Regions from separate parts of the Homo sapiens genome. Here all the other regions are linked to region 3. A link is a loop called in an ENCODE intact Hi-C map of the cell type or tissue named here. Cell type or tissue: HepG2. All regions are shown on one strand. Region 1 overlaps LINC00673 (long intergenic non-protein coding RNA 673). Region 2 overlaps LINC00673 (long intergenic non-protein coding RNA 673). Region 3 has its middle 57 kb from the start of LINC02003. Region 4 has its middle 43 kb from the start of LINC02003. Region 5 has its middle 3.7 kb from the start of LINC02003. Region 6 holds the start of SOX9 (SRY-box transcription factor 9). Region 7 overlaps LINC00673 (long intergenic non-protein coding RNA 673).

Region 1 (4,000 bases), 100 kb after region 3:
GTGAGACTCCATCTCAAAGAAAAAAGAAAAAAAGAAAGAAAGAAATAAAAATATAAATAAATAAATAAATAAATGTTAAATGTGGGAAACACTGAGTTAAACCAAACTAGATGGATTCTTCCTATGGAACTTCTCACAGACTTCACCAGCAAGCATAAGCAAATCAATTTCCAAGGGGTGGGGGGTACATTTTGTAACATTCTCCAAATGTACTGGTCTGCAGAATCCCTTTGTCCAAAAGCATCTCAAGACATCATGAGGATGCCAGGAAACTAACTGCCTGTGGGATACGTGGGCCCAAGGCAGTGCTTCTCAAACTTTAATGTACACACACAATACCTGGGACCCTTGTTAAAATGCAGATTCCAATGCCGTAGGTCTGGCTGGGGCTAGAGAGTCTGCATTTCTAGCAAGAGATGCTGGTGTTGCATCACCCTCAGCATGGCAGGGACCTGCAGGACAGCTCTGGCTAGCTCTGGCCCCGCCACCTCCCCAGGCAAGCCTTCTCCCAGCTCAGCACCCCCAGGAGAACAGCCCTTACGCAAACTTCCAGGGCGGTCTGGCCTCTGCTTACCTCCTCAACCCTGGAACTATTCCACAGAGTGCAAGTTTCATCGCAGGCCCCTAGGGAATCCAGACCCTTCTAGAGATCTATCCCTGGGTCCCTACCCCAACCCTTCTCTCTGTCTTCCACGAGCCACACCCCTCCCTGCCCTTGCCTCAGAAAGCCCTCATTCTGAAGGTCAGGTCCACTTAGCGGTCAGCCTCGCTCCCCAGCCGCCCAAGGTGGCTGGGATCAGTGGTGAGGAAGGGAGAGGAGGTGAAAGGAGGATAAGCAGAGAGCAAGGAGGCCCCGTGAGGTCTTGTGACCGACTGGGCCTCCTGGTGCCGCCGAGGTGGCAGTGCCAAAGCGCAGTGCTGGAATACTTGGCCTGTCTCCGGAGCAAACACCCAATCCAAACAGGCCCTAGTGTGTCTCCGAACAGACTGTGTAAATAACGGGGGGAGGAAAAAAAAACCCCAACTGGCCACAGATCCCGCTTTCAAACACATTGAAACAAAATAATCCCTCTCTCCCTCACTCGCTCACTCCCCACTGCTTGCTCTTTTTTTTTTTTTTTTTTTTAAATTTCCACCGGTGCCGAGGCCTCAGTGGAGCCTGGCTGGCGGCTTGTTAGAGCCTGCAGCCTACCTGTCCTGCATAGGAATGAAGCCGGGAGGAGTTACATGATATGCCCTCGTTGCAGGCCGGGGACACAGCTACCGCATTCAGAGACCAGGAAACAGAGCAAAAGCTGTTCTCAGAGTGCGGCTGAGCGAGGAGCTACAGGGGAATGGAGGGGGCCAAGCTGCATGGAAGATTGTCCCATTAACCTGGCTTTTTACCAGGGTGGTCCTCTCCCTAACCCCTAAGAATCACACCCTGCATCCAAACGGCAGCAACCCCAGAAAACGGGCTAAGAACTCCCCCGAACAGAGCTAGATCTAGAAAGCCCAGCACAGGGAGCTGAGCCTGAGCAGCCTCTCTCCAAGGGTGGCTCTGAACTCCACATGTGTGTACAGACAAGGGGGCGACTGGCATGTGGTTTGTTTCTGGTCTTGTAGTCGGTTTGGAATTTTCTAAGTCAGGGTGGGGTGGGGGGACTGTGCACGAGTCATGTGCAGACTGGAACCCATCTCCCCCTCGGTCTGCAAGTTAAAACAATTGGGTTGTCCTTCTCAGCATCTGCCAATGTCTCTTACTCAATCTTGGATCAAAAGGGCGTTGGAGGAGGAGGCTGGGAGGGAAATCCAGACAGTTCTCCGCCTCTGACATCAGGTCCAGCTGTTAGCATCGTGCTGTGGGTCCCTGAACAAGAAGCAAAGTCAGGACTGGTTTGGCCAGGTAGGTGAGGATCCAGTGTTGGGTGATTCTGATCCATGCAGCCCTTAGAGGCGACACAGACGTGAACTGGACATTCTAGGAAGAAAGAGCCGACTGCCGGGTGACCTGTCTAGTTCACATCCACTCACCATTTCCCTCCTCGTTCCTATTCTTAGAAATAAGACTCTGACGCTCTCTTTTATACAGGCTAGTCCCCTATAGGCATGTCATGGTGATTATTTGCAATCCTCCTGACTTTCCTAAGAAGAGATCAGACTTAGCAGGGTTAGTCCTCATAGCCCGAGGCTGGACAGGAAGAGAACTCCATATCCTATGTCCAAGAATATCATCAAATCCTTATGAAGCACCAGTTGTTGTGACGCAATTTTAAAAGACTGGTTCAAAGTGCCTGTCTGAGACTAAGCAGATCTGTGGGTCGAGCCAATGCCACACCCATTGTGGTCTTTAAGCTTCTTTTCCAAATTAAAAAACAAAACAAAACAAAAAAAAACACCTCTTACACATTAATCTCCATTTAACATAGAGTGTCCATGGGGTATACAGTTATGGACTTGGCACTGTATCCAGCAGAGAGCCCAGAGAAATCAAACAATATGATCTTGGCTTTTAAGGATTTATACCTTTGCTGGAAAAGACCCAATTTACCCACCAAAGTTCAATGCCTTTCATTTCTTCAGATCGTACATGTCTGTAACTAAAAGCTCCCCCTTCCTTGAGCAGTCATTACGTACCAGGCACTATACTAAGGGCTTTCTAGGCAGAGGCTCTCACTTCTACAACCACCTTGTACAGTGCAAACCACTACTATCCCATTGCACAGATGGGCACATGGAGGCCTAGGGGACAAGCAACATGACCAGGTCCTACAGCTGCCAAGTGACAGCGTGCAGACCTTGATTCAGGGTGCATGTCATTCCCTTGTGTCTCTTGCAGCACTTACCACCTTCTTTCTACCCGGCAATCAAGCTCGTATTCACCTTCTATCTCTATCAGAGCTCCTAAAGTGCTCTGAGTGCCTTCCTTAGCACCGTATAACCTTGAGACAACGTTTATTGAATAAATGACTTGTAAGAGAGAAAAAGGGAAATTCTACTTATCCCTTTGTTCAAATATTTATTGAGCACCTACTATACGTCTCTCACTCTGCTGGACATGGGACCCAGGTGGTCAATCAGAGGTCCTGGCCTCATGGGCCAAGTCTGGTGAGGCTGATTCCAGAATCACAGAAACAAGTTGCACCCATACCAAGCCCTGCAAAGCACTCACGTGCTCCCTTCAGAACCAGGCAGTGGGGACATGACCGTGAAAGTAGTAGGCTCTGCCATGGAGTTGGGTATCCTCTGAGGGGAGAACAGATCCACAAGAGAGGGAAAAACATGGAATTAAAAATCTCTAATAGTCTAAGGGAAAGGGGGGTTTCTAAAGTCCTCAAGAGGTCAAACTAGCTGGGCGCAGTGGCTCACACCTGTAATCCCAGCACCTGGGGAGGCCAAACCTGGACAACATAGGAAAAAGAAACCTCTACAAAAAATAAAATAAAATAAAATAAAATAATGAGCCAGGCATGGTGGCGCATGTCAGTGGTCCCAGCTACTCACAAGGATGAGACGGGAGGATCATTTGAGCCTAGGAGGTCAGGGCTGCAGTGAGCTATGATCATACCACTGCCCTCCAGCCTGGGGAGCAAGACCCTGACCCCCCTCCTCCCCACCAAAAAAAAAAAAAAAAAAAAAAAAAAACAAGAAGTCAAACTGAGCTAACTTGGCACAGTACATCCTACTTTATGTGAGAATTCCTCTCCTGCCATTTTATGTGACTCTTGGTCTCAGCAGTGACAGAGGTAACACACATAAAATAAGGTAAGGACACAGTGAGATACCACTACACACCCACCAGAATGACTGCAATTTTACAAAGTGTCAGCACCTCCACCATGAGGACTGGAGCAACTGGAACTCTCAGACATTGCTGGTGGGAGTGTAAGTAGGTACAGCCACTTTGGAAAAGGTCTGGCAGTTTCTTATGAAATTAAACATACACCTACTCTATGACCCAGCAATTCCACTCCGAGTTATTTACCCAAGAGACATGAAAACATGCGTCCACCAGAAGTTT
Region 2 (4,000 bases), 140 kb after region 3:
CAGTGACTACAGTAGCTGTTTCCTTTGTCCTCGTCCCCTGCAGTTTCTTTCCAGAGTCCCAAGAAGCCACACAACCCTTCAGGAGGAGATTAGCAGCAGCAGAAAACAGAAATAAGAGAAAGTTAGTTTTCTTTTTCTGGGCTAGAGGTGCCCTGCTGCGCTGGAGAGAAACTGGGAGGAGGGAAAGCTAATGCCAGCCCCAGCCCGGTTTCTGCCCGCTGCCCTTTGCAGCTCTAGGTGGAAGCACAAGCTTGCTAGGCTCGGCACGCTCAGAGCTGCAGGAAGGCGGTCAGCTCTGGCAGCCACACTGCTCCTGTCCCAAAGGGAGGACAGACCTAGAGAAGCGGCCTGATCTGCCTTCTCCACCTCCGAATCCCCCCACCACACCCACACACACACACACACACACACACGCCTTTTGCATTTATCCCGGGGTCCTCCAGAGGGACAAGGAAGGGGCTGATTCAGTGACCCCTGAGCCCCGCCTCTCAGTCCCCAGACTTCAGGCAGCCTGGGAAGCCTCCGACCTACATTCAGATGCCTAGGGGTTCTGGGAGGGGCGCTCAAAGCTCAGAGGCCTGAATTCAGCACCCTGCTCAGGCTCTTTGAGAACCGCTGACTTGAAGTGGGCCTGCTCGCTTTGCTAAACAAATATGGGTAACTCTGGTCTTCCAAAAAGAGCTCACAATTCTGTCCTCCCTGGAAGCTACAATTCAATCATCCTCTTCCAAACGTCCAAATCCCAGCTTCAGTGAGGCTATCTCACACAGCAACCTGCCTGGGAGTGACCTGCATGCAAAACTTCAAGAGTTTGAGGGAAACTTGAGGGAAACTTGCAGAAACCAGCTTGCCAAGGAAAAACGCTCCCAGTGCGTTCAATGAAAAAGCAGGCGACCCAGCTAAATGAGTAAACTGACCCAATCGGGGGGATGAAAGGGAACGTATATCTATGCAATGACAATAAATCGTGGAAAGACATATTAAAATACAAAAGCCATTTCTAGACGCAAAATCATGGATGTGTTTTATTTGCTTCTTTGTGTTTTCTGGTATTTTTACAAAACTGCACTGCAGAATGTTTGGAATCAGATGAAAAGTTCATTTCTGAGAAGCCTCCTTCTTTTCTCTTTTAAATTTTCTTCTTTTGCATTCCATTTTGGCCAGCTCGCTTGAACTCTGCGTTCAAACGCCTTTCTCTCCCAAGCAAAAGCTCCAGGAGGAATCTTCTGGAGCAAAGTTAGAACCGCAGGGAAGCTTGAAAAGAGGAAACAGACCAGCCTGGCCGGTGGAGGTTAAATTAAACTACAGTTCTCTAGCAGGCCTCGGGCTTGGTCAGGAGCTATTGGTAAGACGGCAGAAACGGAGTACAGGCCAATAAACAAATCAAAACAAAAACAAGAAGCAAAGAAAGAAAGAAACATGTTTTAAGAAGAATAAAGTCATTAGGTGGCAAGGGGCCTCTGCAGGACCATCCAGGCCAGGGAGAAAAACACCACCAAGGACCCAAACTTCTTTCACTGGGGAGCTGCAAGCAGGAGGCGCTGGCTCTGAGCAGTGGCTTTGTGCTTCGGGCAGAACCGGCCGCGAGGGCTGCGCCCCACCAGCCGCGCGCCGGGAGGGCGGACGCGCCGGGCACAGCCAGGCGCCGGGGGTGACCGCGGCAGCACCGGCCCGGCGGCTGGAAGCAGACGCGCCGCTCCGCCCGCGCCCGCGCCCGGTGGAGCCACAGCGCCATCAAGTGGCCACTCGGCGAACGGCCGCACGGGGAAGCGGCTCAGGCCCAGGGAAGAGGTCCAGGGTTCCCAGCCGCAACTGTCCCTGGGGAAGGGTCTGGACCTGCCAAGCTGCCACTCCAGGGCCTGAGGCAGGAGCCTGCAGACGGACACCAGCTGTCCAGGCGCACTCCACCACCCAGGGCTGCCCCAGAGGATGTTCGGGAATCCTGTCTCCTCCTTCGGGAGAGAGGTTACTTTTGCAGTCCCAGGCCCATTCTCTTCTCCAGCAACTTGCTCACAGTTTAAAAGGTTTGGTTCTCAGAGAGTGGCGCCAGAGCAAAGGGGGCATCTCGCTGCTCTGGGGCATCCTGCAGGGGATGGCGCAGATCTGGGGTCCATGTCTGTGAGCGGACACCATTGGAACATGTGTCTAGAGAATCTGGGCGGGATCACTGCCCACAGCCCTTCAAGGCCCACAAACCTACAACACATCTCTCCTGGAAACAGCACGTGATCCCATATGCCCCCTGGTCTTTGGGTACAAATTATGGGGTGACTCAAGAAGAGAGCACGTGATATGGTTTGGCTGTTTGTTCCCTCCAAATCTCATACTGAAATGTGATCTCCGGTGTTGGAGGTGGGCCTAGTGGGAGGTGTTCGGATCATGGGGGTGGATTCCTCATGAATGGTTTGGTGCTATCTTCACAGTAACGAGTGAGTTCTCACTAGAACAGTTCATGTGAGCTTGGCATGGTGGCTCACACCTGTAATCCCAGTACTTTGGGAGGCCACGTCAGGTGGATCCCTGGAGGTCAGAAGTTCGAAACCAGCCTGGCCAACATGGTGAAACCCCATCTCTATTAAAAATACAAAAAAATTAGTTGGGCGCGGTGGCACGCACCTGTAGTCCCAGCTACTCGAGAGGCTTGAGGCAGGAGAACTGGTTGAACTTGGGAGATAGAGGTTGCAGTGAGCCAAGACTGTGCCGCTGCACTCTAGCCTGGGTGACAGAGCAAGACTCCATCTCAAAAAAAAAAAAAAAAAAAGAAAGAAAGAAAAGAGTTCATGTGAGATGTGATTGTTTAAAAGGGCCTGGTACCTTCCCCCATCTCTTGCTTTCCCTCTTGCCATGTAACATGCTGGTTCCCGTTTACCTTCTGCCATGATTGGAAGCTTCCTGGGGCCTCACCGGAAGCCAAGCAGATGCCAGGGCCATGCTTCCTGTACAGCCTGCTGAACCCTGAGCCAAATAAACCTCTTTTCATTACAAACTACCTAGGCTCAGATAGTCCTTTATAGCAATGCAAATGGACTAACACACCCCATGATCTCCATCCACAAACCACTGGAGGAACCCAACACAGCAACGGAAAAGTTCTCAGAGCACCAATCAGGAATATGCATATTAATATGAACACTATAACAGGAAATTACAGGAAAAGCATAGAGCGTTTGCTCTGTGCAAAGCACTGTGCGAATTCCTTCTGTACTTTATCTTCTTTAACCTTTACCACGACCTTAGGACATGAGTTTTTTATGATGTTTGTTTGTTTGTTTGTTTGTTTTTTACAGAAAAGGAAATGGAAGCACCCAGAGGTCCAAAAACTCACTCAAGGTTGCCTGGCCTGGAGTCAGAGCCTGAGAGCCAGCTCCTTCACTTACACTCCTTGATCCCATCTTTCCATCCATCCCCCAACCCCCAGCCGTAGGTGGATCCAGGTTTTGTGAGACCTGAAACATACATGTTTTCTAGAGGGAGAGGCAGCCTCTTTAAGATATGAAGTTGTAAATACACAGTTGAGGCCAGTCAGGGAGGGCTGTGTAGGGGAGGGGCTCTGCCTCATCTCCACAGTAGATCCACCCCTGCTCTTTAGACAGCCCCCTGCCCAGGAGCTGGCTTTCTGGAAACACTCCTCCGCATTGCCCCTCACAGCCATTTCTCTGGCTTCTGCAATTGACTTCCACGCCCACCCTGCCCCTGAAACTGCTCTGACTCAAGGTCACTCAATGACAGCCCAACTGCCAGGTACAATGAGAGCTCTCAGTGCTTCCCTCCAAGAGGAATTTGCAGCCCTGACATTTGCACTCCTGGAAGCCTCTTGTCTCCCAGCATCCAGGACACCACGATCCCCTGGCTTCCCTCCTACCGTCCAGCCCCACTTTGTCTGTGTTCCTCATCAGTGGATCTTCTGTGGACTGCTCCTAAAACCCGCAGGTGAGCACAGAACAGGAAAGAGCGTAGCCTCTCAGCCAGCCAGACCCGAGGTTTGGTCCCAGAATCCCAG
Region 3 (4,000 bases):
GATCCTCCTGTCTTGGCCTCCCAAAGTGGAAAACACTTTATTGATTACTCCTGAGCAAGCAAAAAAAAAAAAAAAAAGGCAAATTTGGTGGTACACACAATAACAGGTTGGTAATAGGAAAAGTCAACTCAACATCATTTTTGTACATCCTACCATGTAAAAGCCATCATGCTGCAACTTCACAAGCTCTGAATTTCAGATTGTCCATGACCCTGGTTTTGAATCTCAAAGTTCACATAAAAGACTTGGTCAAAGCAATTGATTACTGTAAAGTCTTGTTTGCCGATGATTAAATGAGAAGTATATGAAATGCCCATCACAGTGCTTCCCATGTGACCATGGACGTTTGGGAGCATTTCAACGATAAATTTCAATGAGTAAACAATGACTCAGTCCCTATTCTTATAAAAGAGAGAGAAAGAGAGTTGGGAGAGAAGAGGGTGCCAAAACAAGTCCATTGTAAGTGCAGTAAATGAGATACTAAAGTGCTATGGTCAAGGAAGGAAGACTGACATTTTTTTGAGTACCTATGTCAGAATATGTGAGGGAGAGGTCACAACTGGTTGAGAGGGAAGGAGAAATCCAGGACGGCTTCTGAGAGAAGGAAGCATTTGAGATGAGCCTCGAAGCATTCGTAGGATTTCAGTACCCTGGATGCCCGATGTCTATCCTTTAAAAAATACTCCTCTGTGAAGAATTGCCAAAGGATTAACGATCGTGCTGAATTCAATAAAAAATCATTACTGGGCCAAGCATGGTGGCTCACACCTGTAATCCCAGCACTTTGGGAGGCTGAGGTGGGAGGATTGCTTGAGTGGAGGAGTTCAAGACCAGCCTGGGCAACATAGTGAGACCCCCATCTCAAAAAAAAAAAAAAATAATTACTGGAATGTGCAAGAAACTTTCTGAAGTAAGCAGTTCTAGAATGTGAGTAGTGATTTGGGAAGCCATAGTGCCCCACGTAGATTAATAAGATGCATCCTGGGCTGGCGCAGTGGCTCACGCCTGTAATCCCAGCACTTTGGGAGGCCGAGGTGGGTGGATCACGAGGTCAGGAGATCAAGACCATCCTGGCTAACACGATGAAACCCCGTCTCTACTAAAAGTACAAAAAATTAGCCGGGTGTGGTGGCAGGTGCCTGTAGTCCCAGCTACTCGGGAGGCTGAGGCAGGAGAATGGCGTGAACCCAGGAGGCAGAGCTTGCAGTGAGCCGAGATTGCGCCACTGCACTCCAGCCTGGGCAACGGTGCAAGACTCTGTCTCAAAAGAAAAAAAAAAAAAAGATGCATCCTGGACAGTCACTGGGGTGGACCAGGAAATGGGCACTTAGGGTCTGGCATGGAGCAGTGTGTCCTGCTGTGCTGTACATGACAGTGGGTGGCTGTTAGCAAGCACCACCCATGAGACCGTAGCACCCACAAACTGCAATGTTTTAGAATAGCCTGGATTACACTGTGGATGTTTAAAGCAAAGGATAAACAATGCTCCATCTAGTTTAGTTTCACTGCATCTCCTACTTGAAAACTGAATAGACTCGGTGGCCATCCAGCCCCTCTTGTCCCGATATTTCACTCCATGGTGAGTCACAAGCCCTGGTCAGACCCTAATGGACACAGCCCCACCTTGAACAGTTCCTCTTTCAGGCTGAAATCATCTGCTGGGTATGAAGACTCAGATGGGATAGGAAAGTTAAAACTTAGAAATAGGCGTGCTCTGTTCTTTTCCAATGCTTGTCATTATGCTCATTTTCGTGAGGGACAAGGCCTTTGCCTTACACCTGGGACCTAACATTAATAGTCCAGGAGAGAGGATGGAAGGGACCCAGGAGGACCACCTGCTGGAGTCACTACCCTGAGCCACCACATCCCGGGCATCGGCAATTCCTGGGCTGGCCAGAGCCCTGGGCATAGACAGTTCTACAAGCAGAACATGTTTTTCACCCTTGCCCTTCTCACCCCTCCAAAACCCAGACCTAAGTTACCGAAAAAGGCGGGACATAGTGGGAAGGGGGCAGGTGAAAGAGGAAGAAAAGACGGAGATGGAAAACAATTAAAAAAAAAAAAAAAACTCCAACAGAACTCGATAACCCGAGGGCCCAGTGATCGGTGCCGCACGGCATACAAAAGCCAAAAGGCAGGTCCCAGGACGGGTCAACTTAAGACTTAATATTTGCCTTTCACTAAGCAAACTAATAAATCCCCTATGGTTTTAGCCACGCAGAGCTCCCAGTTTTTATTTATTGGTCAAAACGGCAGGCAGGGTTTCTTTTTTTTTCCCCTCCCAGCCACCCTGGGGGTAAATAGTGGTCCCCCTTCCACCCCTCCTGTCATCAGCCTGTATGTCTATTTACCTTCTCCCTCAACAAACTCATGTTCAGTGCAACTGACAATGCGTGCAAACAGCTTTGAAGTATTCTTTGGTAATGGACTTCCCGGACAGCCCTGTTTTTGACTTGCACAGCCAAAGGCAAAGGGAGAAAGGGCTACTGCTTGTCAGGAACCAGCTGGGCCAGGCAAGGCTGAGAACTTGATGCATGGCAGGAACCTCAGAGAATCGTCAAGACCAACCCCTGCCCCTTCTCTGTCCCTTTTATAGATGAGAAAACTGAGACCCAGAGAAAAGGCTAGAGTGACTCACATGTGACCCGGACTTAGTTGAAGCCAAGGGCAGGGCCGGTGATCAGGTTTCCAGACCCCTCAGTTTAGGGCTGTCTTCAGGCCTCCCTCCACCTGTTCTCCACCAGCCTGGCATATAAGGGTCTTATCCAAGGTCAGTGACCACTTCCAAGGTCACCTTGAAATCCTTTAAACTGCAGCCTCCTGAGCAGAGGGACTTGTTTCACCACGAGAACCTCCTATCTCTCCTGTCAACATGACTAATATTTTCCCACATGGGTTTCCAGGGCCGCTTGAAGAGGATCAAAGTTCTCCTGTGGATCAAGTTCCAATGCCATGGAAAATCTCACAGGCGAGGCTGAACAAAATTGGGGGGTGGGGGCGGTGTCGGGGAGCTAATTTGAAATAGTTATGTTCATAATGAAATTAAGGCAAGATGAAATCACTTTACATTGCACCTTGGACAATGTCTAACGTACTATTCTAACATGAGACCTAAAACCCCAGCAAAACTTTAAGACATGGACTCCTAGAAGGCTGATAGCTTATCCATCAAATATGCCAGCATCGTGGATGTCAGAACTATTAATAGAAGAGGCTCCAGGGATCGTGTGGCCCAAACCCCTCATTTTATACGGAAGGAATTAAGATGATGAGGAGCTTTCTGAGACAAAAACTTAGGTCTCTCTGCCTCCCTGCACTGTGCTTTTTTTTTTTTTTTTAAACCAGAACAAACATGGGGAAGAGGGCAAAAAGCATTTAGCACAAAATCTCATTAAGAAATTGACATTCATGGCCACCTGATAGTGTATGAAACACTCTTTAAAATTCAACTGCTTCCCCATCAGGCTGGGTATCACTCAGCCTCTCTCATAGTCCTCTCTCCCCTGGGCTGAACGATCCCTTGCCTGATTTGAAAGGGGATTCCTGCATTAGTCAGAGATAAATCTAGAGAAGAGTGATGCTTTAGACCACTTCAGCCTCTCAGGTTCTGTGATTGCATATGGATAAGGAGATAAGAAAAGAGAGGGCCAGGCGCATTGGCTCACATACTTCAGGAGGCCAAGGCAGGAGGATTGCTTGAGCCCAGGAGTTCAAGACGAGCCTGGGCAAGATGGTGAGACCCTGTCTCTACAAAAAAATAAAAATAAAAAAAATTACCTGGGCATGATGGCATACAACTGTGATCACAGCTACTCGGAAGGCAGAGACAGGAGGATTTCTTGAGCCCAGGAAGTCGAGGCTGCAGTGAGCTGAGATCATGCCACTGTACTCCAACCTGGGTGACAGAGTGAGCCAGAGAGAGAGAGTGAGAGAGAGAGAGAGATTGAGAGAAGAGATTGTTGCCTTTGACATAAGATCAGGACTTCTTTTGAAACCAAAG
Region 4 (4,000 bases), 99 kb before region 3:
ACGAACCCAGCAGAGACCAACTCTCAAGTAGGGATGCTGACAAGTTGTCACCTGTGGGCCATGCGATGGACGCAGAAGTGGCCATCGTGACAATCTCAGTACACCTACCTTACTGTCTTGTTCCACTTAGGGTCTAGGATCTGTGATTAACAAGCCTTCATTCCTAAAATATCAAAGAAATCCAAGCAATTGTGAAAACACACATCTGTGATGGAAAGTTTGTTTTGTTTTGTTTTGTTTTTTTGAGATGGAGTCTCACTCTGCCACCAGGCTGGGGTGCAGTGGCGCGATCTTAGCTCACTGCAACCTCTGCCTCCCGGGTTCAAGCGATTCCCCTGCCTCAGCGTCCCGAGTAGCCGGGATTACAGGCATGTGCCACCACGCCTGGCTAATTTTTGTATTTTTAGTAGAGACAGGGTTTCACCATGTTGGCCAAGATGGTCTCGATCTCCTGACCTCGTGATCCACCCGCCTCAGCCTCTCAAAGTGCTGGGATTTCAGGCGTGAGCCACTGCCCCCAGCCGGAAAGTTTTTAAGTCACGTATTATGAGGCTTGTGGCTCTTTCAGTTCCTTTTCAGTGAAAGGGAAAGGGACTCAAACGTCTGATTTAAGTACTATATCATCTACCTAAGTGACTTAATTAAAACAAACAAGGAATACCTATCGTAGCAGGAATTCTGCTCAATTCAGTCAGTGTTTACCTGATTTGTTAATTTCACAAAAAGAGATGTCTTCTCCCTGACATTTCTTTTTGTCAGTTTCACTTTTTCACAAGTTTCTGCTTTCTGTTTAATTTTGTGGGAATAAAAGAACACCAGCAAGCAGCCCCAATCCTAGGAGAGTGTTCTCTAAGTGTGGCATACAGAGTTCCAGAACCACAGTCCCTGAGTGTTTGGGTTTAAAGATGCACATTCTCCGGCCCTACCCTTGGTCCACGAATTCAGAACCTCTGAGGGCAGAGTCGGGGAATCTGCATTTTAACAAGTTCCCCCGTGTAATTATCGCACGCTGCAGTTTGATTTTTAAAACGCCTCTTCTGTGCCTGTAGCAGAAAAAAAACCTCTGGGGAAAAAAAAAATTATGCCAGCAACACGACTGTGCCCTCAAAGTTTATAATTTAAGCTGGATAGAACCAGACACAAACAATGATACAGACAACAGGTCAAGGGCAGGGAATGGGGAGTCGACACTTCCCCTTTCAGAACAATCATCAGCTCTGAAAACATGTGTCCGTTGTTGCTTTTCCCTCCTAGACTGTGAGCTCCCTGGTGACAAGTGTCAGACTTATTCATGACAGTCTCCCCAGCACCTTGCCCAGTACTGTTTCCTGGCACAGAGTACATATTTAATACATTTGTGCTGAACAGGTGAATTAGGCTTGTCCCAGGAAAGACACAAGGAAAGACCCAAGCAAAGATTTCCCAAATCGTGCCCAAATTCTTTATTCCTCCGCTACATTTCAATGCACAGATTTCCCCATGGACCACACGCCAAACACTCCAGGCTGGGAAACTGCAGGGCAAAACTCCTATGAGGCTTGGACACTGCCCGTAGGCTGCCAGGGAGAAAAGGAATCCCAGAGAATGTTTTTTTGTTTTTTTGGTTGTTTTCACCTTATGGAAACCAGGAACAGTCTGTTTTCAAAAGTCACAGCTCTCGAGAGCCCTGCTTGATTGGGGTGGTGGCACTAGCATTGCTCAGTCTCCAGGATACCAAAGCTAAGCAGCTAAACAGACACCAGGGTCTCAGAGAAGGAGGAACTCAGAGGAAAATGCATGCGTCTGTTGGGGACGGGCCTCCCATGCCCTTGGGGACAGAATGAGTGAAATAACTAACACTTGGGAGCCTGCAGAGATCTGTGGCCCCCAACGTTAGCCCCAAATTTCAGAGTATTCTAAATACCATCCTTTAAAACACATTTCTTTGGTATATTTCCTATTCTTTTAAGTTGAAAATGCTCCTGGAATTGTTTTAACCCTGATTCATGCTAGGATATAAATTACTTAAACTGCATTTGTTTGCCAGGGCTGCTATAACTAAGTATCACAGACAAGGTGGCTGAAGCAACAGACATTTTTCATCTCACAGTTCTGGAGGCCGAAGTTCAAAATCAAAGTGTCCACAGGGTTGTTTCCTTCTGAAGGCTTGGAGGGAAGAATCTGTCCCCGGCTTCTCTCCTGGCTTCGTGGATGGCATCTTCTCCCTGCGTCTCTTCACATTGTTTTCCTTCTATGCATGTCTCCATGTCCAAATTTTCCCATTTTGGGCCAGGCAGAGTGGCTCATGCCTGTAATCTCAGCACTTTGGGAGGCTGACGTGGGCGGATCACAGGGTCAGGAGTTTGAGACCAGCATGGCCAACATGGTGAAACCCTATCTCTACTAAAAATACAAAAATTAGCTGGGCATGGTGGCGCACACCTGTAATCACAGCTACTCGGGAGGCTGAGGCAGGAGAATCACTTGAACCCAGGAGACGGAGGCTGCAGTGAGCCGAGATTGCACCACTGCACTCTAGCCTGGGTGACAGAGCAGGACTCCATCTCAAAAAAAAAAAAAAATTCAACAAATTTTCCCATTTTTTAAAGACACACTTCATTTGGATTAGAGCCCACCCTAATGACCTCATTTAACTTGATTCCCACTGTAAAAGACCTTCTCTCCAAATGACATCACAGTCAAAGATACTAGGCTGGGGGCTAGGACTCCAGGACAAGAATTGGACTGGAACACGATTCAACCCATAACACTTACCCAGTCTTTTTCCTGGAGACAGAAGTTAGACAGAGAAAGGCTTGAGGAGAAACAGATCCTGAATGTCAGAAAAGGGCACTGACAGAAAAATCTCAGCAGCCCCCAGGGAGACAGGGAGAGGGATGCACACTTACCACAGTGCCCAGGGTGGGGTTCAGAGCCTGGCCCTTGACCTGTCTTCATATGGCTATTGCAATGGGGACACCACCATTTCCTTCTGCACCTGACCTTCATCTCTCAGGTGAAATGAGCAAGCTGGCCCTCTGCACCTGCAGAAGGTGGCTTTGCAGAATTGGGAGGTCTGTTTACTGATTCCATTTCCCAGAGCACTCAGTCCCCCTAATAACCTTTTGCCAGATTTAACTCCCTCCAAAGCCTACCGTGCCACGAATGCTGCCTTTGCTCTTGAATTGCCTTGAAAATATTTTCTAGTTGTGATGAGGGTAATCTGTCACCTTTGGTATAGTCTAAGTTCTTTTGGTGTCAGCTGACCTGAGATCTAGTACCTGTTCTATCACATACCACCCATATGGCCTGGAGCAAATTGTTACTTCACCTCTCTGTGCCTCAGTTTCCTCATCTGTAGGTGGAGATAATGGTAACTCACAGGGTTATTGCAATGATTAGATAACAGCATTTGTAAAACGTGTGCATTTAACAAATGGTGGTTATTATTAACCACTTTACAATGGATAACTCCAACGGCTTCCTATGTGCACAACAGATAACAAATGTTCCTCACCACCTATTGGTGTGTGATGCATATGTAGACATTCAAAAATGGTCACCCAGTGGTTCGCATGTTAGCTGGGCTGACCCAAAATCAGCTCCAAACGTCTTGCTCCTCTTCACAGAACCCAGGCATCCCCCCAGTCTCTGGCTCCATACTCTTCCTCTGATCCCCAAACATGCTATTCTGGATATGCCAGTTCCTTGGGCTGCTTTAAGGGAAAACCCTCTAATAAAGGTTGAGAGGTACAGCTGGGGTCAGGGTGGGGGCAGGGATCATGCATCAGAACTTAGGGACCCCTAGTTGTCACCCTGAGAGTTCTGGGGGACTTGGATTTCTACTGCTCCAAATAATCCCTAGCTGTAAATATTCAGCAAGAAAAGCAAGGTCCTCTGCCCCTGGTCTCTGGTTGCTTTTGAAACCCAGCACCTAGGCTAAAGAGTTAACATAACCTCATTGCAGAGGGATTTCTCTGTAATCTGTACACATGTCCCAGGGATCAGGACTGTGGGAGGT
Region 5 (4,000 bases), 60 kb before region 3:
CCTTGGGCATCACTTAAATTGATCCTCAGTCCCCTCTTCTGTAACGTTAGAGACAATCACAAGAGTGCACTTCACTGTTGTTTTGAGGCAAGGGCAATGGATGCCGAGTCCCCTAGTGACCTCTTCCACCAGAGAATAACAAATACAGGCAGACCTGGTGCTCTGCCTTCCTGCCTACTCTCCAGTCTCATCTCCTGCTCTTCCTTGGCTGGCGTTTTTTGCTCCCAGAATTCCATGCACTTTCAACTTTGGTATCTTTGCCTATGTCATGCCTTCTGCCTGGAATCCCTGCCCTTCTGGTTGCCTTGCCTTGGCCAAGAAAATTCCTGATCAATCTCAAGGGACCTAAAGAATAGGGAATCTTCTGAGCTCTGAGCTAGAAAGCCTGTTTCCCCTCTCCTGTCATCCCATCTTCCTCCTCCTGTCATCCCATCTTCCCCTCTGCAGTCATCCCATCTTCCCCCCTCCTGTCATCCCATCTTCCCCTCTCCTGTCATCCCATCTTCCCCCTTCCTGTCATCCCATCTTCCCCCTCTTCTGTCATCCCATCTTCCCCTCTCTTGTTATACCATGTTCCCCTCTCGTCATCTCTCTTTTTTTCTCTCTTTCTCTCCCCTTCTCTTTCCATTATGGCTGCCACTAGCTGCACATGGCAACTGAGCATTTGAAGTGTCGCTGGTACAACCGAGCACTGAATTTTTAATTCGAGTTTACTTCATTGAAGTTGAAATAGCCACATATGGCAAGCTCTTGCTTGCTCACTTCCTCGCTCTCTTGCACGCACACACACCCCACATGCTGTAGCTGGGCTACACACTCCTCTCCAACCCCATCCCTCTGAACATGTGTGCCCCTGAACTTACCTACAATCTAGTATTGAAGCAACCTCTTAATAAATCTACCATCCCATGAGAAAGCGAGCAATTAGAAAAGACACAGCCTGTGTTCCACTGTTTTGTTTTGTTTTTCATCTATGTCCCAGCATTCAGTACAGCATCCAGTACATAGTAACTTCTCAATGAATATTTCCCATCCATGAAACAGAAATTGTTCATCAGTCTACAGCCTATATCATGGGTCAGCAAACTACGGCCCACAGGCCAAATCCAGCCCACTGCCCACTTTTGCATGGCCCTCTAACTAAAAAGCGTTCTTTTATTTTAAAATGATTATATAAGTACCTCCCTAATAGCCTTAACTTTGCCTCTTGGCCTACAAAGCCTAGGATTTTTTTGCTTCCTGGCCCTTTAAGAAAAAGTTTGCCAATCTCTGGTCTGGATCCCAAGAACAGCTGCTAATAGGGCTTGGTGTAGCCTGTGGTTAGAGAAAGGGATAAATGAGGTCTGGGGAGGGGTGTGGAGAGAAGGGCCCACACCTGGGACAGTCCTAGCAAAGCTGAGCCCACAGGTACCTGGCTAAGTCTGCAAGAGCTGGTCCTCAGGGACACTGCCAGCCAGGGCAGCACAGACAGGCACACCTCGTGCTTCCTCCTCCCTCTTGAGCCATGGCAAATGGAAGATGGGATTTTCTGGATTGTGTTTTGTGGTTTGACTGCGTAAAGTAGCAGTTTCCATTCAAAACAAAGCCCCTAAGCATATTTTTAACAGCAATGGCAAGGTCTTCCAAAGAGACATGCATAGGGGCTTGGAAGCAATCTGGCAGGCAGGAAGCAGTCTGTCCTTCCCTTTCCTGCTAAAACATGAACCGAGGTTTCTAAGAACCAAAGCAAAGATTGCTCCAGGCCCTGACAACACCACATCAAGGTGAGCAACAAGATCCTGAAAGGTTACCCCATCTCTGTCCTATGCTCCTCAATACCCTCTATACCTGGCCTGTGTCTTCCTAATCTCCACCCCAGAAACAAATCGTCAATCATCTCTCCAAACATCACAAGCATCTGGGAATGTCTCCTGCCCCACTCACTTCCCTGCTGGGTTCACCCTTCCAAACAGAGAGGGGCTGAGCACACCCAATGTGCTAAATATTTCCCTGCTGCAGAATCTATTTTGCTGCTGCGGCTGCTGCTTGGCAGCAAAGAGACAGGAAGCTATTTAGATATATTATCTTCCTTTTCAGGAAGTTGAGAGGAACTTTTCTATTGCAGTTCACACAAACATTCCGTCTAATGGTCATTTAGTCATGCCGGCTCATTAGGTCACCAGTGAGGAATGCCCAGGCTGATTAAACATCATTCCAGCTTCTCTACTCGCTGCCCCGGGTCCCGGGGAGAAAACAGAGCTTCCATGGCCTGGTGGTGACCAAGACAAGGAGCCCATCCTGAAAGCCACAGGGGCTCACTGCCAACCTCACAGCCCCTCCCCAGCTCCCACACGGAGCACTTCTTACTTCTAAGGGGGCGCTGATGGCTTTATAAAGAAATGTGTATGGGACTGAGTAGGAAGGTGGGCCCCATGAATACCTCTGGTCAGATAATGCTGTCCTTTAAGGGAGATCAAAGCGGGCCCTTGGCAGAAGGCCCTGAGAATGCTGTTACCAAAAAATGCAAGACAGACCCATGATGAGGTCACAGAGATGAATTGATAGCTAGAACACAAGCTTGTGCAGAATGTAACAACTAACTATGAGTGAGTGGTGGTTATGCACTAGACATATTCCAAGTATTTTATGTGTATTCACTCATTTAAGGCTTGAACAACTCAACGAGGTAGGAATCATGAGGAAATTGGCCCAGAAAGTCAAATACGGTATTTCTGCTTAAGGTTGCACACACAGTGGATCTAGCCTGTGCTCTGCATTAGGACTTTCTGCAGTGATAGACATGTCCCATGGCTATGCTTTCCAGTGGGGTCACCACTGCTACATGTGGCTATTAAGTCCTTGAAAAGTCACTGGTGTAACTGAGGAAGTGAATTTTAAATTTTATTTAACTATATTTAAATTTACGTGGTGCATGTGGCTAGTTGTTACCATATTAGACCCCCTGGATCTAGGTGGTCTGGCTCCAGAATCCACACCCTTAAACCTTGGACTGTCCTGCCTTTTAAATCAACTAAGAGAATCAACTACTTACTGGGAGAATAATTAAACTCTAAAGGTGGAGTTTAGGTAGAGTTTCATCAATATCTTAAAGGACAAGAACATGTAAGAAATTAGACTAGGAAAGAGAGAGAAAAGCTAGCTTAAATTAAATGGTAGGCATTCAGGGCAGGTGTTTGGGAGGGTATATCTATAAAAGGAAGAAGGTAAAATACCAACATGGCTTGTCAAGAGAAGAAGTGGTTTCCTCTTGTCTAACCAATAAATTATATTGAGCTCCTACTACGTGACCTTACTAAGTCTTGCCCTCTAGAGTCATGTGGCCTGGGTGGGAAGCCAGGTATGATCCCCTAAACAATGCCAGGCTGCATGGGCCAGGGCAGATGGCAGGACTAAAGTCTGTTTATTCTGTTGGTATTCCAGTTAGCCGTTCATCTGTAAAGACAGGAGTGATCAAGGAAGTCTTCATGGAAGAGAAGGCATTTAAGCTGGAATTTGAAAGAAATGGCTTGAATTAGAAAAGTGGGACAGTGGAAAGGATGACTGCAATGACATACTTGGAAGGAAACATGAACTGTTCTTGGTGACTCTTAGAGACTGACATACGGAGAGTAATCAAAAATGACTTTACATGTTTTGGCTTGGATAAAAATAGTAGTTCTTGGGGCAAACACAGGAACTTTAGGGGGTGGTAGGAGATAGTTTCAGAAATTATGACTTTGGTTTTGGGCGTGTGGATTCTGAGGTGACGGATTGTGGAAATCTTGGATTAATATCCACTTTTCAGTTTAGATGGGAGGAGGATGGATTAGAAGGCTGCCCGAGATCACCTCCATTCCTGGCACTCAGAGGAGCTGCGTTTACTCTAAAGCAGAGAAATTAGGCCAAGGCAGAATGAAGAGGAGCCACAGGACTCCAGAGAGGTTCACGTCACCACCCCACAGGGGACAAACGCATACCTTGTTTTCTGAGTTGACAGACATCCGGTTACTTCATCTTGGAA
Region 6 (4,000 bases), 280 kb before region 3:
TCTGCGGTGGTGCCCATTTGTTTGGTCTTTTACAAACCAAGTGACCGGCCTGGGCCTCGCGGCCCGGGACAGCCGCATTGGCAAACTTCTATCTCTCAAAGCCAGAGCAGTTAGCAAACTCTCCCCCAGACAGGGCGACTCGGCTGACGTTTTTGACCCGGCCAGGAGGCAAAGACCAAAACGTCAGAGCAGTAGCCCTGTTACTGAGGAGCGTCGGCAGGGTCGCGGGTAGAGGGGGCTGGAGAATGACTTGTCAGAGCTCAAGGTCGATGTGGCGCGGGGCGGCCTCGAGAGCGCCGGGCTCCTGCGTGGCCACGGCCGCCGCTGCCAACCTTCGCGGGGACTTAGCTTTGCTTTCCATTGACTCCCTTTGCAAAAGCGCAGCAGAATCCTGACCAGCCGCACCAGCCCCGGCGAACCCGAGCATGTTAATCTATTTATATGGATTATTACGGAGGAACAGCGGGCGTTGAGTCACCAAAACATTTGCTTCAAAAGACTATTTCTAAGCACTTTTGCAGGCAGGCAGGCTCGCTCCAGGCGCGTAAACTCGGCTACGCATTAAGAAGCGGCTGCTTTTCGAATACTGCAAACTCCAGCTAAGTCCCCGGTGCCGCGGAGAGAGCAGTGAAAAGAAATGTCGGAGGTGGGGGTAGATCCTAGTCTAGACACACACACTTGCGCGCACACACACACACACACACACAAGATTCGCGCGGAGAAGGCACTAAAATTCTGGCATTCCGAGAGTACGACAAACTTACACACTTGGAAGTCCCGGGTCCCCCGCCTTCCCCGCAGCACCCCCCGCCCCCCCACCCTACCGTCCGCCCTTTGGCTGCGATCCCCTCCCCTCTCCTCCCCTCCCGCCTCGTCACCCAGCCCAGTGCCACAATCCTCCTCCCTCCCCAAAATCGGGTCCAATCAGCTGCCTGCCAACCCTGGGACTGCTGTGCTGTGATTGGCGGGTGGCTCTAAGGTGAGGCGGAGTATTTATTAAAGAGACCCTGGGCTGGGAGTTGGAGAGCCGAAAGCGGAGCTCGAAACTGACTGGAAACTTCAGTGGCGCGGAGACTCGCCAGTTTCAACCCCGGAAACTTTTCTTTGCAGGAGGAGAAGAGAAGGGGTGCAAGCGCCCCCACTTTTGCTCTTTTTCCTCCCCTCCTCCTCCTCTCCAATTCGCCTCCCCCCACTTGGAGCGGGCAGCTGTGAACTGGCCACCCCGCGCCTTCCTAAGTGCTCGCCGCGGTAGCCGGCCGACGCGCCAGCTTCCCCGGGAGCCGCTTGCTCCGCATCCGGGCAGCCGAGGGGAGAGGAGCCCGCGCCTCGAGTCCCCGAGCCGCCGCGGCTTCTCGCCTTTCCCGGCCACCAGCCCCCTGCCCCGGGCCCGCGTATGAATCTCCTGGACCCCTTCATGAAGATGACCGACGAGCAGGAGAAGGGCCTGTCCGGCGCCCCCAGCCCCACCATGTCCGAGGACTCCGCGGGCTCGCCCTGCCCGTCGGGCTCCGGCTCGGACACCGAGAACACGCGGCCCCAGGAGAACACGTTCCCCAAGGGCGAGCCCGATCTGAAGAAGGAGAGCGAGGAGGACAAGTTCCCCGTGTGCATCCGCGAGGCGGTCAGCCAGGTGCTCAAAGGCTACGACTGGACGCTGGTGCCCATGCCGGTGCGCGTCAACGGCTCCAGCAAGAACAAGCCGCACGTCAAGCGGCCCATGAACGCCTTCATGGTGTGGGCGCAGGCGGCGCGCAGGAAGCTCGCGGACCAGTACCCGCACTTGCACAACGCCGAGCTCAGCAAGACGCTGGGCAAGCTCTGGAGGTAGGACCCGGCGGGGGCGGCGCGGCAGGGTGGGCATCGCGGCGGCTGGGGGCGCTGGTCAGGGCTGATTTGCCCCGCCCCGCCTCCCATCGCCCGGGAGTTGCCGTTCCGGGAGCCGGCGGGATGGGGTTGGGAGTGGGAATGGGGTGTAACTGTGGCTCAGAGTTTGACAAAGTTCTTGGGCTGCTCGCGGGGACGCGGAGGAGGGGGGTGGTAAGTGGAAGAGGTGAGGGAGGTAGCTGGAGGATGGACGAAGACTGGTGGGAGACGGAAGGAGGGGGCTGCCAGCCTGCTCTCCAGTCGCCTGGAAGCTCAATCGGGGCGGGGAAGTGAAACTTGCCTCCCTCCTACCCGGCCTCTTAAAACTGCACTCTCTCGTGCAGCCCCACTGTCCACGGAGATGGGGCAAGGGAGAAACCGAGGTTGGAGGAGACCCTTGGCAGGAACTGGGAGGCGGGAGGAGGGAGGCTACTGGAAATAGGTGGGAGTGTATGGTGGGGGGTGAGAATTGGGGACCTTCTTGCAGCTTAAGTAATTTGGGGGAAAGTTTTCAAAGGGGGTTGGGGTTGGGGGCGGTAAGTCGAGCAGCAAAGGCGTTTAGGGGGCAGCACCGGGAGTCGTTTTCATCTCCAGCGTTTCCAAAATAGAAATAGAAGGGGAGGGGAGGGAGGGGGCGGGGAGTGACCGCTCAGGTCAGACTGCAATAACTTATTTATTTATTTATTTTTAAGAAAAGTTATGAGCTGTGGTTGCAGGCAGGAGGGAAGATGGAGTTGTGTGCAGAGGAAGCCGAGTGGTCTGGGTCGCCGCCTCCTCCCCGCCGACCTGACAGTTTGGCGGATTTCACTGACCCCTCTCCCTCTTTTTCTCTGTGCCCCCCGCCCCGCCCCGAGCAGACTTCTGAACGAGAGCGAGAAGCGGCCCTTCGTGGAGGAGGCGGAGCGGCTGCGCGTGCAGCACAAGAAGGACCACCCGGATTACAAGTACCAGCCGCGGCGGAGGAAGTCGGTGAAGAACGGGCAGGCGGAGGCAGAGGAGGCCACGGAGCAGACGCACATCTCCCCCAACGCCATCTTCAAGGCGCTGCAGGCCGACTCGCCACACTCCTCCTCCGGCATGAGCGAGGTGCACTCCCCCGGCGAGCACTCGGGTGAGTCGCCCCTCGACCCCACCGGACAAGCTATCTCCGTCCCGCCTGGCACACCCCCTGCCCTCCGCCTGGGAGATTCTTCGTGGGGACTTTATGCTTCCCGGGAGGGACACACTGCCCTTTGCGCCCGTCCCGCTCCCCTCTCTACCCAGAGCCTAAGAGGCATCCAAACAACACACACACAAACACACACACCCCAACTCAATCCCAGCATCCGAAGAGATTAACTTTTTTATTGGGAGGTAAAATGCCCTTAACAGCCTTACAAGACCTCTCCCTTCTTCTCTGCTCCCCCACCCCAAAAGCACACACAGGGCTCTTACACAAGTAGCAATTAGGTCTTCCGGACCCTCCGGGCCCCAGACCCTCCCCTGATAAAAGGGGGCTGTCCAGTGTGTACCGGCGGGTTAATCATTGGGCGACTTATCTCCGGTGCAGCGCGCCTCTTGCGCGGGTGCGGGCCCTTATTACACTTTAGCAGCGAGGGAGGGTCCCCGGAGGGTGCCTAAGACTAGGGCGTCTGCACAGCCCTTGTTGATTTTCTCGTGCTTGTTCTTTTATTGTCCACAGGGCAATCCCAGGGCCCACCGACCCCACCCACCACCCCCAAAACCGACGTGCAGCCGGGCAAGGCTGACCTGAAGCGAGAGGGGCGCCCCTTGCCAGAGGGGGGCAGACAGCCCCCTATCGACTTCCGCGACGTGGACATCGGCGAGCTGAGCAGCGACGTCATCTCCAACATCGAGACCTTCGATGTCAACGAGTTTGACCAGTACCTGCCGCCCAACGGCCACCCGGGGGTGCCGGCCACGCACGGCCAGGTCACCTACACGGGCAGCTACGGCATCAGCAGCACCGCGGCCACCCCGGCGAGCGCGGGCCACGTGTGGATGTCCAAGCAGCAGGCGCCGCCGCCACCCCCGCAGCAGCCCCCACAGGCCCCGCCGGCCCCGCAGGCGCCCCCGCAGCCGCAGGCGGCGCCCCCACAGCAGCCGGCGGCACCCCCGCAGCAGCCACAGGCGCACA
Region 7 (4,000 bases), 120 kb after region 3:
AGCTGGAAGGTCCCTGACCTACTTCCGCCCAGATCGCCTGAAAGGCCCACGGGGCACCAGCCAAGAGTGGGAAGCAGAGCCGGGCAGCGGGTGCAGGGTGGTGAGCAGAGCACTCCCCCTCTCGCCCCACAGGACACACACAGGCTGAGGGCAAATGATTCCCAGACAGGGACCTGGTGAACAAAGAGGTTACGCAACTCACTAATCACTCAAGACAGCCAAAAACAGAACCTGACATCACGTGCCTGTGACCATCCCCACGGACTGCCTGTGAACTCCCGTAGAAGGTATTCAACAGTTTGTGGAATTACACTGAGCTTGAGTCGGGCTGCAAATAAAAATAAAGTCACTTTTCCCCTAATCCTGTAAGAAACTGGGCACTCAGGGACACGTTAACTCTTTCATGCTCTCTAGAGCCCATTTGAGTCTCAATGGATTCAAGGTTTGGTGGGATGGAAACATGAGTATAGTAAGAATCATCTTAGACTATAAGAAATTCCAAAAATGGCGGGGCAAAAAAAAAAAAAAGGAAAAAAAGAAAAGAAATGGGGAAATTTTGTTACGGTCTTGCATATAACCAAGGTTTTCTCCTTGTCACGGACCAAACCATGATCTGAGTTTGGAGCCTTCTAGAATCCTGAAAACTAGCAAATCCATCTAGTGACAAGATGCACTAAAGCCCTGTGTGGTTTCTAAAAGTTGCTAAAAACTCTAGAATGGCAAACGTTGATAGGGTGGTAGGAGGATGGGGTACTGCACTGATTATCTTTTTAACCTAGATTTCATTAACAATCACCAATTACCGTATACATCCTAAACACCAGGCACTACACAAAGTAACTTAAAGTTATCAGTGCATTCAATCATCATAGTCCTAAAAGATGGGCACGGCCACTTCTATTTGATAGGTGGGAGCACTGAGGATACCTAGCTAGGTGATGGCAGAGCTGAGACTCAAACCCCCAGCTAACCCCAAAACACACACCCCTAATTTTGTCATCCGGCTCTCTGATTAAAAGTGAGAGGCTTTTCTACCCAGTGTGCTGAGCCCAAGTGCCCAAAGATGAACTGTTTCCATGAGTTGTCAGATTTCTGACCCAGAGATGGCAGGACAGAAGCATCTGACTGGATCAGGGAGGTGGCAGAGGCCCAGGGAAGAGGGAGGGCCTGGCGGTTTCAGTGAAAGTCAAAATGACCTCCCCAAATATGCAGCAGAAATTCTCCAGGTACCAGGCCACTGCTGGAGAGATCAGAGGCTCAAGGCTGCCAAGAACAAGGAACTACTGCCAGAAATAAGTTAAGACCTCCCCACAGGTCTCCAGCGGTCACCCACCGTTCCTTAGATCAGTCTCCACCCTCTAAGTAGAAGACAAAAGTGGATCTCCAGAACCTTGAAGCTATTATGCTCTGTGAAAGAAGCCAGACACGAAAGGCCACATATTGTGAGGTTCTGTTTATGTAGAATATTCAGAATAGGCAAATCCATAGAGCCAGAAAGTAGACTAATGTTTGGCAGGGGCTGGAGGGAAGGGAGAATGGAGAAATGACCGCCTAATGAGCGCAGGCTTTCCTTTTGGGGTGGTGTATGCATACGTCCAGACTCTTCAAAATGTGTGTATTAAACAATGTACAATTTATGCATACCAATTTTCATTCAATAAAGATTTTTAAAGGACTTGGAAAAAAGTTCTGAATACAAATAGTGGTGATGGTTGCACAACACTGTAAATGCTTTCATGTCACTGAACCGTATACTTTAAGTTGGTTAAAACGGTAAATGATGTTATATTGTTATATGTATTTTACCACAGTTTTTTTAAGGTGGAATCTCCAAAGAATCCTAGAACTCATTCAGTCCAAGCCTAAAACCGAAACACGGAGTCGGGGCTTAGCCTCTAAGGGCTGTGAGGGTTAGAACTGGATGTTCCCCTAAGACCCTCAAATTCATAAACTCATTGTTTAGAGAGAGGGTGGTGCCGGCAAGCAGGGAAGGAAGAAGGCCTGCGAGACGGTGAGGCCGGACAGAGCACTGGCTCCTTCTGAGGCGACCAGGGGGAGCGAGGTGCAGCCAGGGAGGCAGGGCCCCCGCCCATGCATCCTCCCCCAGACCCCTCGCCTCTTCCCACCTGGCAGACCTCATGCTTCCTTCCTTGGGGCTGGGAGCCCAGTGCCCTTGGTCTGCATCACAGAGTCAACAACAATTTATCTGAACTGAGCAAACAAGGCAGCCATAAGAGGCGGAACTCTGACAATATTTAATGACTCCGGGGGTGGGGAAGCTTTGCAGGAGAAGGAGGGCAGGCGAGGAAAGGAACCAGAGAGGAGGCAGAAAACTCCAGGGGAAATTCCGTCGGGGGGAAGATAAAAGGGGGCTGTAAAGCAATTTTGACAGGTTAACAGACAGGTAATATTCCAACGGTGTTTACTTAACCAGGCTAGCACTCCATGCAGCGCCGATTAAGCTGCAGCACGAGAGCCTCAGCAGCTAAGGGTTTCACAGAAACAAAGATCTAGTCAGAGAAAACCAAATAACAGCCAGTCAGATGCTGGCAGCCCGGCCTGCAGCTCCCCCAGCTCGGAAGCCACACGGAGATGCTTCCTGGAGACCGATCTGGAAAGATAACTTGCAGCGGGTACCTTGCTGGGCCTCCACCTGGGATCACAGGGCCTAGCATCTGACAGCTCCTCGGAAAGGGTGGGGCATGGGCACCAAGCGCAAAGTGTCCCCTCTTCCCTCCCACGTTGAGGCAGACCAGTTCTCCAATCCTCAGTCCTAGGAAGACAGCCTTGCTGGTCCCACCCGCTGGCCCGGGGACTGCTGGCTCAGGATCTTTAGCCAGCAATGAAATTCATGCCAGCTCCCAAACCCCTATCCACCCACCCAGATGCAAACCCAACGTGTTCTGCCATCTCTTAGCTCTCATACACTGGGCAAGTTCCTTAGTCTCTCGGGGCCTCAACTTCCTCATCTGTAAAATGGGGCAGTAAATTTCACAAGCTTCTTTAATTCATACATCACTATTAATTATCTGTTAATGTCATTGATATAAGTATAAATAATGCAGATAGTCCCCAACATACAATTTTCCTACTTTATGATGGCGTGAGAGCAAAACAAATTCAGCCGAAACCACACTTCAAGTACCCATACAACAATTCTGTTTTTCACTTTGAAGATACTAAAAAAAATTCAATAAATCATATAACATATTCAAGATTTTATTATAGGCCGGGAGGTGGTTCATACCTGTAATCCCAGCACTTTGGGAGGCCGAGGCAGGCAGATCGCCTGAGGTCAGGAGTTCGAGACAAGCCTGACCAAAATGGTGAAACCCTGTCTCTGCTAAAAATAAAAAAATAAAAAAATAAAAAAAATTAGCTGGGCATAGTGGCGCATGCCTGTAGTCCCAGCTACTCAGGAAGCTGAGGCAGGAGACTCACTTGAACCCAGAAGACGGAGGTTGCAGTGAGCTGAGATCGTGCCATTGCACTCCAACCTGGATGACAAGAGAGAAACCCCGCCTCAAAAAAAAAAATAAAAGATTTTATTATAAAACAGGCTTTGTGTTACATGATTTGCCCAACTGTAGGCTAAAGTAAGTGTTCTACTAATGTTTAAGGTACATTAGGCTAAGCTATAGTGTTTGGTAAGAGCAGTGTCTTAACTGCATTTTTGACTTACAATATTTTCATCTTATGATGGGTATCAAGACGTGATCCCATTGTTAGTAGAGAAGCATCTGTATTTAATAAATAATTATAAGGAATAAATGAGGGTTTAGCACAGTGTCTGGATGTTAGTATCTACTCAATAAACTTTAGCTTCCTTATGCAACTATCTTTAACACCCACGTGGCCAGATTCAGAATGTGATCTTCTGAATATAGCAGAACAACCTATTGACAGGAAGATGCTTGATTTTTAAAATACGTGAAGGCTATTATATCTCCACCCATGCTCTCATAGAATGAGGAGGAAACGCTGTTGGGACCAGAAGAAG

What was found. Hi-C counts contacts between places; a loop is a spot of excess contacts. Peaks named below come from ENCODE experiments on the same cell type or tissue, not always from the same donor. Only the 100,000 strongest peaks of a DNase experiment are listed, where the experiment ranks them.
Region 1: it touches region 3 in a loop (5-fold over the local background); 2 of 110 quality-filtered maps call a loop at or near these places.
Region 2: it touches region 3 in a loop (8-fold over the local background); 3 of 110 quality-filtered maps call a loop at or near these places.
Region 4: it touches region 3 in a loop (3-fold over the local background); 2 of 110 quality-filtered maps call a loop at or near these places.
Region 5: a loop joins it to region 3, with 7 times the contacts of the local background. A loop is called at or near these places in 7 of 110 quality-filtered maps.
Region 6: it touches region 3 in a loop (8-fold over the local background); 11 of 110 quality-filtered maps call a loop at or near these places.
Region 7: a loop joins it to region 3, with 5 times the contacts of the local background. A loop is called at or near these places in 2 of 110 quality-filtered maps.

The regions. Positions count from the first base shown.
Region 1 is chr17:72,501,038-72,505,037 of GRCh38, forward strand. The region is part of intron 1 of LINC00673 (long intergenic non-protein coding RNA 673); the gene reads right to left. Among named protein-coding and RNA genes, the nearest start is that of LINC00673, 90 kb to the right of the region's middle. In HepG2, no CTCF peak of the experiment used is centred here; DNase peaks (open chromatin) are centred at 494, 994 and 1,754; H3K4me3 peaks cover 2,250 bases.
Region 2 is chr17:72,538,776-72,542,775 of GRCh38, forward strand. All of the region lies in intron 1 of LINC00673 (long intergenic non-protein coding RNA 673), which reads right to left. Among named protein-coding and RNA genes, the nearest start is that of LINC00673, 52 kb to the right of the region's middle. RefSeq lists a silencer at 1,578-1,827. In HepG2, a CTCF peak has its summit at 1,710 (motif pointing left); DNase peaks (open chromatin) are centred at 1,666 and 3,696.
Region 3 is chr17:72,397,527-72,401,526 of GRCh38, forward strand. No RefSeq gene overlaps it. Among named protein-coding and RNA genes, the nearest start is that of LINC02003, 57 kb to the left of the region's middle. RefSeq lists an enhancer at 2,742-3,036. In HepG2, no CTCF peak of the experiment used is centred here; DNase peaks (open chromatin) are centred at 2,225 and 2,875; H3K4me3 peaks cover 841 bases.
Region 4 is chr17:72,298,072-72,302,071 of GRCh38, forward strand. No RefSeq gene overlaps it. Among named protein-coding and RNA genes, the nearest start is that of LINC02003, 43 kb to the right of the region's middle. RefSeq lists a silencer at 1,259-1,338. In HepG2, no CTCF peak of the experiment used is centred here; a DNase peak (open chromatin) is centred at 2,086.
Region 5 is chr17:72,337,083-72,341,082 of GRCh38, forward strand. No RefSeq gene overlaps it. Among named protein-coding and RNA genes, the nearest start is that of LINC02003, 3.7 kb to the right of the region's middle. In HepG2, no CTCF peak of the experiment used is centred here; DNase peaks (open chromatin) are centred at 2,129, 2,479 and 3,959.
Region 6 is chr17:72,119,999-72,123,998 of GRCh38, forward strand. SOX9 (SRY-box transcription factor 9) reads left to right here and starts at 1,022. Exons shown (of 3, transcript NM_000346.4): 1 at 1,022-1,824; 2 at 2,721-2,974; 3 at 3,545-4,000. The coding sequence starts at 1,394. It also overlaps a transcript of SOX9-AS1 not described here. RefSeq lists enhancers at 1-185, 2,664-2,693, 3,197-3,720, promoters at 287-1,054, 909-1,054 and silencers at 668-997, 1,908-2,007. In HepG2, a CTCF peak has its summit at 1,874; DNase peaks (open chromatin) are centred at 173, 953 and 3,333; H3K4me3 peaks cover 3,869 bases.
Region 7 is chr17:72,516,807-72,520,806 of GRCh38, forward strand. The region is part of intron 1 of LINC00673 (long intergenic non-protein coding RNA 673); the gene reads right to left. Among named protein-coding and RNA genes, the nearest start is that of LINC00673, 74 kb to the right of the region's middle. RefSeq lists an enhancer at 91-599. In HepG2, no CTCF peak of the experiment used is centred here; DNase peaks (open chromatin) are centred at 195 and 2,335; H3K4me3 peaks cover 866 bases.